Linked DNA regions of Mus musculus: region 2 is linked to region 1. Evidence: chromatin loops called from intact Hi-C (ENCODE). Cell type or tissue: heart. All regions are shown on one strand. Region 1 overlaps Gm36203 (a long non-coding RNA gene). Region 2 has its middle 120 kb from the start of Gm14009.

Evidence for each region. Peaks named below come from ENCODE experiments on the same cell type or tissue, not always from the same donor. Only the 100,000 strongest peaks of a DNase experiment are listed, where the experiment ranks them.
Region 2: a loop joins it to region 1, with 2.2 times the contacts of the local background. A loop is called at or near these places in 1 of 42 quality-filtered maps.

The regions. Positions count from the first base shown.
Region 1 is chr2:128,571,229-128,576,228 of GRCm38, forward strand. Gm36203 (a long non-coding RNA gene) reads right to left here. Exons shown (of 9, transcript XR_866725.3): 5 at 4,655-4,799; 6 at 4,048-4,164; 7 at 3,253-3,398; 8 at 317-556. Among named protein-coding and RNA genes, the nearest start is that of Gm36203, 18 kb to the right of the region's middle. In heart, CTCF peaks have their summits at 2,181 (motif pointing left) and 2,385; a DNase peak (open chromatin) is centred at 2,113; H3K27me3 peaks cover 423 bases.
Region 2 is chr2:128,282,265-128,287,264 of GRCm38, forward strand. No RefSeq gene overlaps it. Among named protein-coding and RNA genes, the nearest start is that of Gm14009, 120 kb to the left of the region's middle. In heart, a CTCF peak has its summit at 2,778; DNase peaks (open chromatin) are centred at 2,737 and 3,277; H3K27ac peaks cover 1,071 bases.

The DNA.
Region 1 (5,000 bases):
CTCAGTCCCTGCTAAACACTGCCCACATGCCCATTTCGAAAGCCACAGAAGGTGTTAGGCTTTTATGATCAAACTGATGAGTTTATGTGAAAGCAGAAGAGGGCAGCTGAAGGTCAGGCGGTGAAGTATATGCAGTCTTTGAGTTCCCCAGGGATCCTTGTCCAGGGCCTGGCCTCAACTCCCTTCTTACTTCCTACACCCCTAGCCATGTTGCCGTGATTGCTTAACTCACCAGGGAAAGAGCTGTGATGAGGAGAAACTTAAACTAGATAATAAAGCATGCAGGGATGGAGCCCAGTCTCCATTTAGCTCTTACACTCTCAACATTGTAGCTTTGAGGGGAGACTTTCATTTCTCAGACTGCCTTGCATTCTACAGCTGCAGATGCTATTGGGCCATGCACTCCTTTGTTGTTGATACTGTTGGCGTCTTGCTATGTAGCCCAGATTGGCCCAAAGACTCTTATGACTCCGTTCCTCAGAGCTGGGATTACGGCAAGGTACCACCATCCTGACCCACGAAGCTCTGATGAGTGGTGGCTCGTTGAAGCCCAGGCCTGCGGATGCAGGGGTGAAGAGCCCTCAGGTCTGAAGGTCTGAGAATAAGTAGCCTCGAAGTGCAGACTCAGGAGAAGATACATCTCAGTTCAGGAAGAGATTGTGCACCATTCTTCCATCTGGTTTATTTGGGCCCTGGGCAGACAGGGTGATTCCTATCCCTGTTGTTGAAGGTGAATCCTCTTTGCTCAGTTACAGACTCAAATGCTAATCTCATCCAGAAACTAACTACATCCAGATACAATGTCTGCCAACTATTTGGTCCCGCCTTAGCCCAGTCAAGGTGGTATATAACATTAATCGTCTCAGGGGCTGGAGAGGCCCAGAGATGAGAGAACTTGCTCTTCTTGCAGAGGAGTTCAATTCCACAGACCCACAGCCACCTGTAGCTCCAGCTCCAGGGATCCAACAACCTTTTGTGACCTCCATGGGAATATACATATATACATACACACATATACACAAACACACACACATTCGCATGCATATATGTACACATAGACACATAAATAAAACAATAAAAAATTATTTTTAAAAATAAACATATAGAGAAAACAAGAATGTATAATACATCATATGTAATACATAATACATAAAAAGTCCCATCATAAAATGACCAGTACTCTATGATTCCATTTATATGGGGCACTTGGAATAGTCATGTTCCTAGAGATAGAGATCTGGATGGTAGTTGTTGGTGGCTGTTGAAGGCACCTCTGGTGTTTACCAAATAGTGTAATGGATGTAAGCTACAGTTCTGTATTATGTGAGAGTACTTAGCACTACTCAACTAAATACCTTTGAGTGGTGAAGGTATCTGGGATTGGTGGAATGCTTGCAATCCCAGGGCTTTAGAGATTACAAACTGGAGTTCAGCCTGGGCTACACTGCAGGGCCCTGTATACAGATAAATAACCCTGAGATGATGAGTGTCATACTCTTGTGTATTTTCCCACCGTTAACAATTGTTGTGCAAAGTTTCTGCACGCACTGAATCCTTTGTTGCCCAGTGTTCGGCAGATTCCACTTTTTGTTTGGCTGAGATGTGTCTTCAGCTACAGATCTATTTGGTGCCAATTTTAGTAATGGTAGAATGAAGTTCAAATAAACTTTCCTCTCGAGAAAGGCCTAACTCCGGCAAGTTGCCAGGACAAGAGAAGAAGCAAGCACATGCAACAGTGCGGAAGGCACCGAATCCTGCAGGCACACTCTGTAGGTGATCTTGACACCAGGATTGGAGCCGTGAGGGGAGTGGAGGAGACAGGCAGCCGTCAACCACACTATAATCCACAACATGTATTATCACTGTCTTCTGGATTATAGATGTTTCTTTCAATGAGTCAGGAAGGTTGACTGGCTGATGGATTTAAAAAAACAAACAAAAACAAAACCCTCATAGGGCTTTCCTTATATAGATTGTCCTCAGGAGACCTCTGACTGAATGTTCCCTCCTCCCTAGCTAGCAGCTGCTTCTTAGCATGTGTGTTTACAGAAATACCAGTAGTTATTGCATGTTCCTTGCCATGTGATTAAGCATTGCCATAAAGCCCTGGCTAGATTAGGGAAAGATCTTCCCTTTCTGAGACTGGAACCAAACTAGTGTCCATGACGGACAGCTTCTGCCACCTACTGGCCAATGGTAGTATCACTTGCCAAATGCCTCTACTTGCCAAGGAGAGAGAGCTAGAAAATTCAATATAGGAGGACACACTATATGGGCTTGCTCACACACGCACGCGCGCACACACACGCACACACACACTGAATCATATATTTTAGCGTTATATCACAGAGTATATACTCAGATGTTGGGTTAAGTGGAGTCTACCCCACTATTGCTGACAACTTTCATTTAGCATCTCCCTCAACTCTTAGAAACAGTGCATGAGGTAAGCTCCATTGTTCTCATTTTAGAGGTTGGAAAACTGGAGAACGGAAGTGTCCTTCTGATATGACAAGGGATCAGAAGCACCATGAATAATATATTGGAAAGAAGGCCTACAGTGAAATTACTATCTTCTCTCTCCATTTTAAATTTAATTTTGTTACTTTATGAGTTCTGCTTGATTTTCATATGTTTATCACATGCATACAGTGTCCAAGGAGTCCAAAAGGCAGTGTCAGATCCCCTGGAACTGGAGTACAGGCTGTTGTGAGCTGCCATACAGGTGCTGGGAACTTAGGAAGAGCAACCAGTGCTCTTAATGCTGAGCCATCTCTCCTGTCCCTGCTTCTCCATTTTTTTTTCAAATCAAACACACCATTGTAAAGATGTCTAGTGTGCTCTAAAGAATCCAGAAGAGCCAGCTTAAGAGTCAGAGAGATGACTCAGCAGTTAAGACCACCAGTCGCTCTTCCAGAGGATCTGGGTTCAGTTTCCGACACCCACATACAACCAATCTTCCAACCACGGTCTGGAGTTCCAGATAGTCTGATACCCTCACATAGACATGCATGCAGGCAAAATACCAAGGCAAAATACCAATGCACGCAAAATAAAATAAATAATTTTCTTTTTAAAAAAAAAAGTCCTACAGAAAATAGCAGCTAATGCTTCTGTCCAGGTTCACTCTGGCAAGGTCACCGCTTTCCAGACCTCCCACAGTGAGTGTAGCAGGTGGCTGTGTCCTCATTACTTACCTTCAGTTCATATCAACAAACACATGGCTATTTCTCCAAACAAAACAAAACAAACCTTACATCCTGAAAATTTGCCACCACTGAAGATCTTTATGCTCTGGAGTCCCTCATAGTCATTCAAGCAACAGTGCAAATATGCAAATGTGTAAAATTTCCAAGCGTGACCAGGTGAGACAGGAGTACATCCGTGGACATATATGGCTTGATTAAAAAAAAAATCAGTTTTAGACCCACAGTTGAAATTTAGAGGAAAGGGCTGGGGAGATGGCTCAGCAGGTAAGAGCACTGACTGCTCTTCTGAAGGTTCTGAGTTCTATAAATAAATCTTTGGGCCGGAGCAAGCAGGGACTGAGTGAGTGGGGTTGACTAGAGCAAGCAGAGGTCCTATACTCAATTCCCAGCAACCACATGATGGCTTACAACCATCTGTTCAGCTACAGAGTACTCACATACATAAAATACATAAATAAATCTTTTTTAAAAAGAGAAATTTAGGGAAAGAATCAGTTGTACTGGCAACCTCCCCAAAGACAGGCCCATCCCTTCAGGAAGAACATTCTAGACACTGTATCTTCTCACTTTCCTGCCTCTTTCTAGTGGGCCGTGGACAGTGATCAACAGTCGCCTGTCTTTACTGAAGGGAAAGGAATGAGACCTGCAGTTTGAGCCCACTGTTTCCCGTTGGCATAATCAACAGCACACCTCCATCTAAAAACAAGACAGCCTCCTGCTGGTGTGAGGTACAGGCTCCTCTCCTCCCATCCCCCCCCCCCCCAATCCCCTCTCCTCCCCTCCTCTACCCTTCTCACAGCATCAACTTGACTGGAACCAGAACCAGGGGTGCAGTCACCTTGCTAGCACACAGAGTGGGACGCAGGTCTTCACAAGGGGTGGCACTGTTGATTTATGAACTTCTAGTACTCAGAGTCCATGGTTGGGGATGGGGGTTGGGGGAGGAACAGATTTCCTATAGTAAAGGTTTCAAAATAATGTCTATGTCAATATATTTAGCAATGTATATCCATTAGCTTTTACTAATGACCATTTCCTTATAAGATGTCTATAGCTGAATCCTGAAGACTGCTGTTGTTCTTGAGAGAACAGGGAAGGTTTCTGGCCAAGGTTCAAGGCAGAAATGGGCTGGAGATTTCATTTCCAGACACCATTCTTGTATTCACTGTGATGCATTAAAGGAATGAGTACCAGTCCATGAACACAGGAAATTGAAAGGCAGGACTAATAAAAGTTCTTAGACAATCTCTACCCCTGCTTTGTCTCTCTCTCCTTCCTCCCGCCTCACCTCTCTCTCTCCTTCTTCACCTTCCTCCCTCTTTCTCTCTCTCCCTTCCTTTCCCTCTCTCCCTTCCCCTCCTTCCCCTCCCCCTCCTTCTCCTCCCCATCTCCCGTTACCTCCCCCTCTGTCCCAGGACCAACAGGAAACCGTGAAGGTGATTCACCGGGAGGATCAGACAGGATGCTGTCTCCTTGGCCCTACTGCTCCAACACGTCTGCCAACATTGACCTGTGGCTTCTTCCTGAAACCCAGTCAGCCATCCCAGTTTGCTTTCTGTTGCTGTGATAAAGACCCTCAGTGAAAGCTACCTGGAAGGAAGAACAGCTTTGCTTCAGCTTACACAACCCACTGGAAAGGGCTGATGTCTTTGACTCTTTCCTGTCAATTCAGCAAATACCTGATTATAGGAAACTTAGAGGGTTATTTACATCTCAGTTTTGAAGGCAGATCATCTCAGATTGGGCAGCCCCAAAAATGAGACCTCCGATGTTCTCCTTACATTTCGGTTG
Region 2 (5,000 bases), 290 kb before region 1:
GCCTACGTGGGTGAGGATAGAGCTTATATTTGATGCTTTTTACCACAGTGGAATAAAATGCTTTAAAAGCATTTAGTGCAAAGAAATAAACTTTTATCCAGAAAAGACAATAGGGAGTTGGGGTGAGGAACCTTTCCTCTTTGAGACACGGGGAGGTGAAGTGGGAGGACGGATGGAGTGGCAGCTGCCGGCATGGGTGGGAAGGCAGCCGGGGAACATCCTGAGCTGGTTTCCTGGTGAGGTTAATGCAGGCTTGCTTTTGTGCTTGTTTTTGTTTTTGTTTGTTTTCTTCACTTTTCTTTTGGCTTGCAGGATGTAATCCCATCACAAACCGAGGACCGTGTGTGTGTGTGTGTGTGTGTGTGTGTGTGTGTGTGTATGTGTTTGACAGAGAGAGAGAGAGAGAGAGAGAGAGAGAGAGAGAGAGAGAGAGAGAGAGAGAGAGATTTAGATTTAGAGAGAGAGATAAGGATTTGGCTTCTGTGACACTGGAGGTTGACAGGGCCCCAGGACAGAGCCCAGAGCCTTTGGAGTCCCAGGAGAGCTGCAGATAGAAGCTCCAGGGCAGGCCAGAAGGTCCAGAGCCAAGCAGAGCCTGTGCTGTCTCAGTTCGAGTCTGAAGGCAGGAAAAGGGCAGCATCCTAGCTAGAAGGTCGTTTACAGGAGGAACCCCCTGTGGATCCTGGCCTGCCTTCTTTTGCCAGGCTGTCAGGGTGTAGCCCACCCATCCACTTGGGGAAGGGGAAATGTGCTTTATCTAGAATAGTCTCTTCAGTACAGTGTTCTCCAAATGTCTAACAGCCAGTCTAGTTGAACGTAAAACCTAACCACCTCAGCTTTATCAGCTGCATTCTGCTCTATAGGAATAGGTCCTAGAGGCGGAGCCAGCTGTTGTCTGCTTGGGTTGGGTCTTCAGTCTCTTTCGCAGGGCTCTGACCATCACAAGACCCTCCCCCTGTTTTATGCTCACCCTTGAATCTTGATCTGGTGCAACCCTTTTCCCTTAATGAGTTTGGGACGAGTTTTATTGTCCATCCCACCACTGGGTTCCCATGAGTCTGGCTGCCCTCCCTCAAGCCCTCTGTCCTTGCAAGAGTCTCCCTGGATCCCTTCCATATTTTGCTAGGCTGGGTCATTGCTAGAGAACAGGCCTTATACAATCATATCTGCCTGGTGCTTATTACAATAACCAATCTGAAAACCGGGGCTTAATGCACGCACGTGAGTACACACATGCCTATATGCTCATCTGTGTTCAGAGACACCTTTCAATGTAGTGGTCTATGTATAAGAGCAAAGCTAGGATACCTCTCAGACCCTCCAGGGCCAGTTGACAATACTTCAACAGAGTTAAATGTCCTATGTGTTACAGTCTGCAGAAAGTGCCAGCCATTGGGTACATGGTTTCAATAACAATTCTAGTCACCAAGGCCTCTCCTCTGTCCACTGACTTGAGTGCTTGCAGCCTAGCTACCTTCTGGCTGGGGAATAGGCCTTGAGCCACCTGTCTGGATGCGCTTTCCTATCTCTAGAATAGAAGGGCACATATAGGGGGAAAGCAAGGCCAAGCTGGTGCTGCCAAGGAAGCTACAGATGTGCACAGTAGGATGGCCTAACGGAGAGGGAGGGAGGGGGAGGGGAGAGGGAGAGGGAGAGAGAGGGGAGTGGGAGAGGATGCATTTATTCTATTTGGAAGGATAGAGCCAAGAAGCAGTTCAGGACTATGATGGCCAAGCTCAGGCTTTGAAGTGGGCCATCCCCTGGGCTCCTGCATCTAGAGGATTGAATGGTCTGTGTCAAAGGGCACAGGTGGCCTCTTAAAGAAACCCAACCCCAGCAGCAGCAGCTGCTCAGTGAGAATGCCTGATGGAGCTAGAGTCTAGATTCTCAGCCAAGCAGCCATCCCTGTCTTCAACTCAACAGGTAGGGAGGGCGGAGGCTGGGGAAAGCTGCCTGGTGACAGTGGCCCCAGGCGATAGGACTTGAGGAATGGACGGAAGGACAAGCAGTAGGAGTTTGGGCAAGGGCTCTCCCAGAGAACAGGCCTTATACAATCGTATCTGCCTGGTGCTTATTACAATAACCAATCTAAAAACCGGGGCTTAATTCAGGAATGTGAGTCCCTCTCCCTCCCCCTCCCTCTCCCATCCCCCTCCCTCCCTCTCCGTTAGGCCATTCTACCGTGCACATCTGTAGCTTCCTTGGCAGCACCAGCTTGGCCTTGCTTTCCCCCTTTATGTGCCCTTCTATTCTAGAGATAGCAAAGCATCTCCAGACAGGTGGTTCAAGGCCTAGTGGGAGGACAAAGGAGAGCTACTCACACGCTCAGAGAACAACGTGATACGGAAGGCTGTACAAAAGATACGTAAGCAGGTGAATAAACCACAGCAGGACAGACCCTTGCATGTCCTGGTAGCTAGAGAGATGTAACGTCTTCATTCATGAGAATGGTGCCTTGTTCATCTACAACCATACTCACACGTTGTCTTCTTTCCTCCCTCCTTCCCTCATCACCGCCCTTCCCCCCCTTTCATGTGTCTTTATAAGTTTACTTCGTATTCAGGATTTTTGAACACGACAGGCTTGTTTTGAGCGAGCAGCAAACACAAGTCCAGCTGTGAGAGGGAAGGGCAATATGGCCCCCTCAGCCAGAGCCCCAGGAAAAGCTACAATGACACAGCCCATCAGAGGCTGGCCCCAGCCTCCCGCTGATGACCTCATTACTCCACATCTGGGAATGGCGCCAAGAGGCAGCCCAGCTTGCCAGAACATAGACTCCTGCAGAGGGCTTCAGACTCTGAGGCCCCAGGGGACCTACTAAGTCCAGCGCCCTGAGAAGCCTGCCATCTCCATCTCCCTCCCACACTGGCTAGTCACCCAGCCTCATCTCTCAAGCCAGGAAGGTAGGGACCAGGGGGATCCACACACAGATATCCCAAGGCCCACCACCGCAGAGTACAGTGTTGAGGACCAATATGCTTGAGGGAGTTGGCCCCTCTACACATGCAGATTCTCTGATGAGGTATTTATAATAGTCTCTCCACAGTGCCCATGAGGGAAGACACGGTAGACTGGGATCCTCATGGTGGGGCAGAAGCTGAGTTGCTCTGAACAGAACTGGAAATAATGAGACCAATTTCTCCTACAAACAGTCACTGAAAACCCACGGGCAGGCACCATCCTCCACCCGTGGTCCCACGAAGTGTGTGGACACAAACGCTTCTGTGGCATGTCTCGAGGTCTGCTGTGGTCCCCAATGGAGAAGAATGAATTTACATCCATGGAGCTAATCCAATAGAGGAAACAATGTGGCGCTAGGCTGTGGAAGGCCACGTATCGCGTGGCAGCGTGGGCTAAACACTTGATTGGCACCAGGGCCCCACCTTCTCCCACTACTTGGTATTCATCATTCATCGGCTCTTGCTGGGAGCCTTTCCCGGGCTCCTCATCTCCCCGAGGGATTACTGTCCACACTGGCACAGGCACCCAGCTCATGTCCCTCTGTCTTTGCCAGCACAATCTGGTGCCTGATACAACTTCCCGTCACACTGGATGGTTTAGAAATAACTACTTTATTCTTAGGATTAGCATGTCTTCTCCCATTTCTGTTGCTATGACTTTAACGGAGCGTTGTGTGGTAATTCGATACACAAGTAAAACACATGAAGAAGATATCAGGAAGCTTGGCTCCTCTACTTCAAAAACTTCTTAAGTTTATTTTGATTAACACGTAACATTTGAACATGTTATGGGGTAGATTGTGGCATATCATAATTTTTGGCTGCCCTGGAACACTCTGTGTAGACCAGGCTGCCCTGGAACACTCTGTGTAGACCAGGCTGGCCCAGAACTCACAGAGAACCTGACTGCTTCTGTCCCCTGAACACTAGGATAAAGGAGTGTGCTGCCACACAAGCTCAACTAAGCGTGTCCCGCTTTCTATTTCCTGAGGAGACTCAGTCCAAACTCCCATCTCATTTGAAACAAATCTGCATTGTGTTAAGACTTGGAAGGCTCAAACAATCTTTCTCATGTACACATATGCTCACTTACACACACACACACACACACACACATACTCACACACACACACATACTCACACACACACACCACACATATACACATATTCATACATAGTCACACACACACCACACATATTCACACCCACTCACATTCAAACACCACACACACACACACACACACACACACACGTATCACACACTACACATACACACATACTCATACACATTCACACACACACACCACAAGCTCACTCCTTCTTTTCATGAGACAATTTGTACTGCACATAACTCTTTAAGCAGGATCATGACTAGGTGGTCCCTTGACCTTAGGTCTCCGGGACAGAAGCTGAAAGGCGACATCGCCAGGAGTGGGCAAGGGGTGCCGTGTTCCACAGCCCCTGCTGTACTCTAAGTCACCAGATTCTTCCTGTGTGGCCACCAAGCTTGGGTTTGAGCTTATCCCTGAGCCGTCCTGGCAAACACAGCCCTTCACAGAGAGGAGGCCCGGGCCCTACCTAAAACCTCCCATCTTCCTCTCCTTCTCCATCCAGTGCTCCATTCTCACACAGGTCCCCTCCCCCACGCCCTTCACTTTATCTTTGCCTCCATCCCCCGTGAAATATCTTCCATATTCACAAGTATTCTCAAATAAAGCAACAACAGCAAAACCCTAAGAAGGCTAATACCCTTCTTATCGGAGAAATACTCAGTACAGAATAGAAATTCCCTAAGAAGGAAGAAAGGGAACGTTTCATGAGTCCCTACTGTGTGCACAGTGTCTTTGGCCTCTCCTGGTGTGACAAAGTGACTCTGAGTGCTTGCAATGTGCATTACTTGCGAGCTCAATGATGTCAGTTGTGGCTAGGAGAAGAAGGAGCGCTTATCTCTGCTCCACTCACCTTTGTGTCCCGAGGAAGCCTGGACCTCCGTGAGCTATGTCAGCCTGCTGTGCCAAGTCCCTCTGAGGCCAACAGTAG